Regions from separate parts of the Homo sapiens genome. Here region 2 is linked to region 1. A link is a contact called in ENCODE Hi-C or POLR2A ChIA-PET data. All regions are on one chromosome and are shown on one strand. Each heading gives the region's core, a stretch centred on a gene start or an enhancer-like site at or near the end of the contact. The rest is flanking DNA. Distances are from core to core; before and after follow the strand shown. Region 1 holds the start of SRSF3 (serine and arginine rich splicing factor 3). Region 2 holds the start of GTPBP2 (GTP binding protein 2).

Region 1 (2,750 bases), core at 171-2,670:
AACTCATAGTAGCACTTATTCACAGTAGCCCAAAGATGTTAACCCAAATGTCCATCAACAGAAACGGATAAGCAAAATGTGGTATAGACATAAAATGAGTATTATTCAGAATGATGTACTGACAAATCCTCCAACGTTGGAAAATCTTGAAAACATTACGCTAAGTTAAAGAAGCCAGACATAAAAGTACACGATTCCATAAATACTAAATATCTAAAATAGCTAAGTTCAGAGAGACAGGAAGATTAGTGGTTGCTAGGGACTAGAGGAAGGGGGACAGGGAATCTGGGAGTAAGTGCTCAATGGGTAGTAGTCTCCTGCGGGGGGAGGTGACGGAAATGTTTTGGAACTACGTGTAAGTGATGATTACACAACACTGAATATACTAAATACCACTTAAAGATAATTTCACTTTAATAAAAAATTACAAAGAGATATTTGCTACTAAAAAATTTACTGCACTTTGGGGACTTATTTTTTTGTTCTTCCTTGGCGGACTTGTATTTGATAAAGCTTTATTACTGAGTCACTTCGACGATGAATCTGATAAACTTGTAGACCAGTTTCAATTACATAAAAACCATCTACTCAATAATTCAGCTGAAGTGCTTTCCATAAACACCACGTTCTTCTTACTCTGGGCTTGTCTAATTAAAATATCCAGTCCAGACACATCCTATTTGCCGTGACCACACCCTGTGCCCAGGAGTAAGTTCTAAGACCAAACCACTGGTGAAAATTTTTAAAAACACTGCTGGCACCTGTCTTAAGCCTCCATTTTAATGGGAAGCGATGAAAGAACGAATCTTAAGTTCAAGGAAGATCTTTCGGTCTTAGAAAAAGGTGATTAGATTCAGGCTGCAAAATCTGAAACTACATGAAAGTAAGGTGACTACGGGGGCCATTTAATATGAACTGAAAGGTCCGGTCTTGGTTAGTGACTTTACAAAAACATTCTGAGAAGCTTCCCAATTAAATGAGGGGCCAAAAAAAAAAAAGGCGCCATAAAAATAAAAAGGCCGTGACCTGGAATACAACTCGGCTATCGGCTCCCCTTTGTGGTTCCCAACTCCCAGGTAACCCCCATCCTGGCTCATGCCCCAATGAGGAATATAAAGACTTCCACTCCAAGACTAGGAAACCCTCCGATGGGCCGGGAGCCCCCGCCACCGCCCCGTGCTGAACGTCACAAAATGGCGGCGGCGCCTCTTTGTCTCAATCTGGCGCCGCCATTGGGCCTGGCTCCTTGGTACTGTTAAATTCCATTTCCACCTCATTCCCTCTTTCGCTGGTCTCTTACCGAGATCTAGGGTTAAAAAATGCGGCGGCTCAAATCCACACGCTCCGATGAGTCTTCCCGCTTTCCTCCGGCCCAACACCAACCAACTCTCTCACTCACCCGGCGTCCACGAAATGGCGGACCACCGCCTTCTCCTCGCCTTTATTTATACGCCATACTGGAATCACATGATTGGACGGGCTCCCCCAATGAGAAGCAGAAGAGGCCGTGACGTATGGCTACAAACGCAGCGAGAGCCGCGGTTGCTGGGAGCGCGCTCTGGCGGTTGCGCCGGGTGGGTGGAGACGTGCGTCGGCGCGCGCTCGTTGTAACAGGCCTGGTGCTCCCTCGAGCGTTCCTCCCGGTCTGTCGACCTCCAGGTTACCCACAGACTCCTCTTCCTCACCTCCAAATAGGCTAGGGCTTCATAAACAGCACCGTCGCCGTCACGCTCAAACACTAATAGGAGCCGTTGGCCCCTAACAAGATTAAGAGATGAATTAATTAAGTGCTTCACCCTTGTGAGCGGTTAGTCTGGAACTAAGAGCATCGCGTTTACAAACAGGTCACGGAGCTGTTTGTGACCCAGCTGGCACCAGACTGTGGCCGCCTAGATTCCACACTGAAGGAAAAGCCTGGTTTGGAAAGTTTGCCCAACTCTTGCTGGTTTCTCGTCTCTCAAGCAAACTTGCAGGACTTGGCGCCGACAGCAAAGGAGACCGGTCAGGTGACCTGGAAACTATCACCTTTAGCAAACACCCGGAAAGGGAAGTTTCTGAAGAAGATTGAATGTAAATTCTGGCCCCCAAGCAAATGCCAGGAGGGGTATCTCGAGCCTTTCTCCTAGCAGCCGTTGCACTGCCTGGCATGTATTTTGTCCGGGCCACTTCCCTTACGAAGACAGAGCCGCAAGAGTAATTAAGGGGAGAGAGACTGTGATTGGGTTAGAAAAATCACCAAGGGCCGGGCGCGGTGGCTCATGCCTGTAATCCCAGCACTTTGGGAGGCCGAGGCAGGCGGATCACTTGAGGTCAGGAGTTCAAGACCAGCCTGGCCAACATGGTGAAATCCCGTCTCTATTAAAAATACAAATGGCCGGGCATGGTGGCAGGCGCCTGTAATCCCAGCTACTTGGGAGGCTGAGAGCAGGAGAATCGCTTGAACCCAGGAGGCGGAGGTTGCCGTGAGCTGAGATCCTACCACTGCACAAAAAAAAAAAGAGAGAAAAAGAACCTGTCTTTTTATTTATTCCCTCTTAGCTGAAAGATATGCCAATTATTATGTTTTTTTTTTTCTTTTTTCTTTTTTTTTTTTTCTTGAGATGGAGTCTCGTTCTGTTGCCCAGGCTGGAGTGCAATGGCGCGACCTCGGCTCACTGCAAACTCCGCCTCCCGGGTTCAAGCGATTCGCCTACCTCAGCTTCCCGAGTAGCTGGGATTACAGGCACCTGCCACCACACCCGGCTAATTTT
Region 2 (2,750 bases), core at 148-2,647, 7.0 Mb before region 1:
AGCGATTCTCCTGCCTCAGCCTCGCGAGCAGCCGGGATTACAGGCATGCGCCACCACGCCCAGCTAATTTTTGTATTTTTAGTAGAGACGGGGTTTCGCTGTGTTGGCCAGGCTGGTCTCGAACACCTGACTTCAGGTGATCCGCACACTCCTTGGCCTCCCAAAGTGCTGTGATTTACAGGCGTGAGGCACCGCACCCGGCTGAGTTGTTTAATTTCTTGACCGTGTATGAGCACCTCGCAGTTCGAGAAGAGGGGAGAAGTGGACACACTGTGAGTGGTCTGAGTCATGAGACAGCCATGCGGCTGTGAATTGAGCCCTAGCGTCCTGACTCGCAGCTCAGCAACATAACTGCTTTTCCACCCTGCCTTTCTGTGTTCTGTGCACTGGCTTATGTCGCTGAATGTATGTACTCTGTAGAGTGCAACAGCACTAAAGAGCTGGAGATTGCTTCACAAGAGAGTCAAAAGCCAAAAATCCCCTGTGGCCCTAGGCCAAGTTTCTATTCCCGGCCACTGCCCCGCCCTCGTGGTGGTTGGTGTAACCCGAGCCCTAGCCCCGCCCGAAGTAGGGGCCAGGCCCCTCCTACAGTCTTGGCCGTTTAAAACCAAACTCAGTTCTTCCCGATTGGTTCTGCTTCAAAACAAAGGGGAGGAGGAATACTCGCTTTGGGTATGCTTGCAGCCTTCGGGGAGGAAGCTGGTTTACGGGTTCGGGTCTCGTGTCGGGGCCACCGCGGTGCCTCCGGTTATTAAAACCAGCCCCTGGACGGTGCCAGCCTGGTAATAAAGCAGTGACTACTATGTAAAGGTAGCATAATCATCCCAACAATAACAGCCGTAATTTGGCTAATCACCATCCGCCTCCGCCCTGGCGTTCGCCCTGACTCACCCCAGCGGCACGCGGGCCATAGGGGAAGAAACTGAGGCAGAGGCGGAGCCAGCAGGCTGGCGGCACCAGTAGCCTCAGTTCTGCAGCTCTCGAGGTCCAAAACCTGTTGTCTAGGATCCGCGCTAAAGGGCCAAATCCCGGAGCGCCCACAAAGCTCGATTCTGATGTAAGCTCTTCTACGCTGGTGTCCTCGCGTCCCCACCCCAGGCCTCGAGGCTCTAAATTCCCCCCAAGTCCTAGAAAAAGAACATAGCGCGAGGACTGGAAGTCAGACTACAGCTCCCTTAAGCCTTTGCGCGCCAAGGCGCGCTCCTTCCCCACGCCTCCGACGACTCCCGCGGCCACTTGCGCCGCGATGCCTCCTGGGAGTTGTAGGGCGGCGACGTGTCATTTAAGTGAATTCCCAGGCCTGGGGACTCTATATCCCGTGGTGCCCCGCGGCTGTTTCTGACGCGACCCGGAGGCCAGGGAGGTGGGGGGCGTAGCTTGTGCAGAGCCCCACCCCACTCTGCTCAGGCCGGCCGGACACGGCAGTGGCAGTAAGGGCGGCGGCGACGGCGGCGGCGGTCGGGGGAGGGGCCGGGCGGGGGGCTGGCGGCAGCGGCGGATGGACTCGCGGGTATCGGAGCTGTTCGGCGGCTGCTGCCGGCCCGGAGGGGGCCCGGCCGTGGGCGGAACCCTCAAGGCTAGGGGGGCCGGCAGCAGCAGCGGCTGCGGGGGGCCAAAGGGAAAGAAGAAGAACGGAAGGAACAGAGGGGGCAAAGCCAACAACCCCCCGTATTTGCCCCCCGAGGTGAGCACCTGAGAAGTGGTAGGGCGGGAAGAAGCCACTCTTTCCGGCCCAGGACTCTAGGGAGGCGGGACCCAGATAATTAATCTCCCCTTCCGGTGTCGAGACCCCAGGGAGGAGGGGCACGGGAGGAGAACACCTCTTTCAGGTCCCGGGACCCCAGGGAGGAAGGGCAGAGACTGGACTCTCAGGTGACAGGACCTCAGGGAGGAAGAGTGGAGAGGGAGGACTCCCCCTTCTGATCTAGATTACCCCAGGAGAGAAGTAGAGAAAGGGGATCCCAGGAAGAGCACCCCGACCAACTGCGTGTGCCGCCATAGGGCAAGAGAGACTGCATCCTGGGACGAGAGGCAGACAGTAACCACCACTTCTTCTAAACTTGTTCCACAGGGAGAAGGGGAGTACCCGGGAAAAGAGCAATATGTTCCACACGGACACACACACAGTACTCGGGAAAAGAGCAGTATGTTCACTACACACACACACACACACACACACACACACACACAGCCTAAGCCAGTGGTTATCAAACTTTGGCATGTATCGAATCACCCGGATTGCTGGCCCCCAACGCCTGGCCAATTTTATTTTTTTATTATTTATTTATTTATTTTTTTTGAGACGGAGTCTCTGTTACCCAGGCTGGAGTGCTGTAGGGCTATCTCAGCTCACTGCAACCTCGGCCTCCCGGGTTCTCAAGCGATTCTTCTGCTGCAGCCTCCCGAGTAGCTGGCATTACAGGTGCCCGCCACCACGCCCAGATAATTTTTGTATTTTTAGTAGAGATGGGGTTTCACCATGTTGGCCAGGCTGGTCTCAAACTCCTGACCTCAGGTGATCCACCCGCCTCGGCCTCCCAAAGTGCTGGGATTGCAGGCGTGAGCCTCCGTGCCCAGCCTAGAATTTCTGATTCTTTCTTACTAGTGAGGATGGGCCTGAGAATTTGCATTTCTTATAAGTTCCCGTGTGATACTAATGCTGCTGGTCCCAGGACCTCACTTTGGGAACCATTGGTCTGGGCCCTAGACTGTCATTCTTGTACCACATTTTTTGAAGCCACCCATCCCCA

What was found. A loop is a pair of places that touch in the nucleus more often than their neighbours do. ChIA-PET counts read pairs that join two places held with the same protein, here RNA polymerase II (POLR2A). Pooled maps may share reads with other maps.
Region 2: a pooled map shows a loop between it and region 1 (5-fold over the local background). The contact joins the promoter of GTPBP2 here to the promoter of SRSF3 in region 1. A Hi-C loop is called at or near these places in 2 of 50 pooled maps. POLR2A ChIA-PET finds 5 or more read pairs at or near these places in 2 of 52 experiments (BJ and activated T-cell).

What each region holds. Positions count from the first base shown.
Region 1 is chr6:36,593,032-36,595,781 of GRCh38, reverse strand. It overlaps SRSF3 (serine and arginine rich splicing factor 3), which reads right to left and starts at 1,420. Exons shown (of 6, transcript NM_003017.5): 1 at 1,301-1,420. RefSeq lists enhancers at 1,133-1,362, 963-1,644, 1,753-1,912.
Region 2 is chr6:43,627,911-43,630,660 of GRCh38, reverse strand. GTPBP2 (GTP binding protein 2) reads left to right here and starts at 1,397. Exons shown (of 12, transcript NM_019096.5): 1 at 1,397-1,684. The coding sequence starts at 1,499. It also overlaps a transcript of MAD2L1BP not described here. RefSeq lists enhancers at 368-587, 1,208-1,387 and silencers at 1,448-1,587, 1,608-1,687.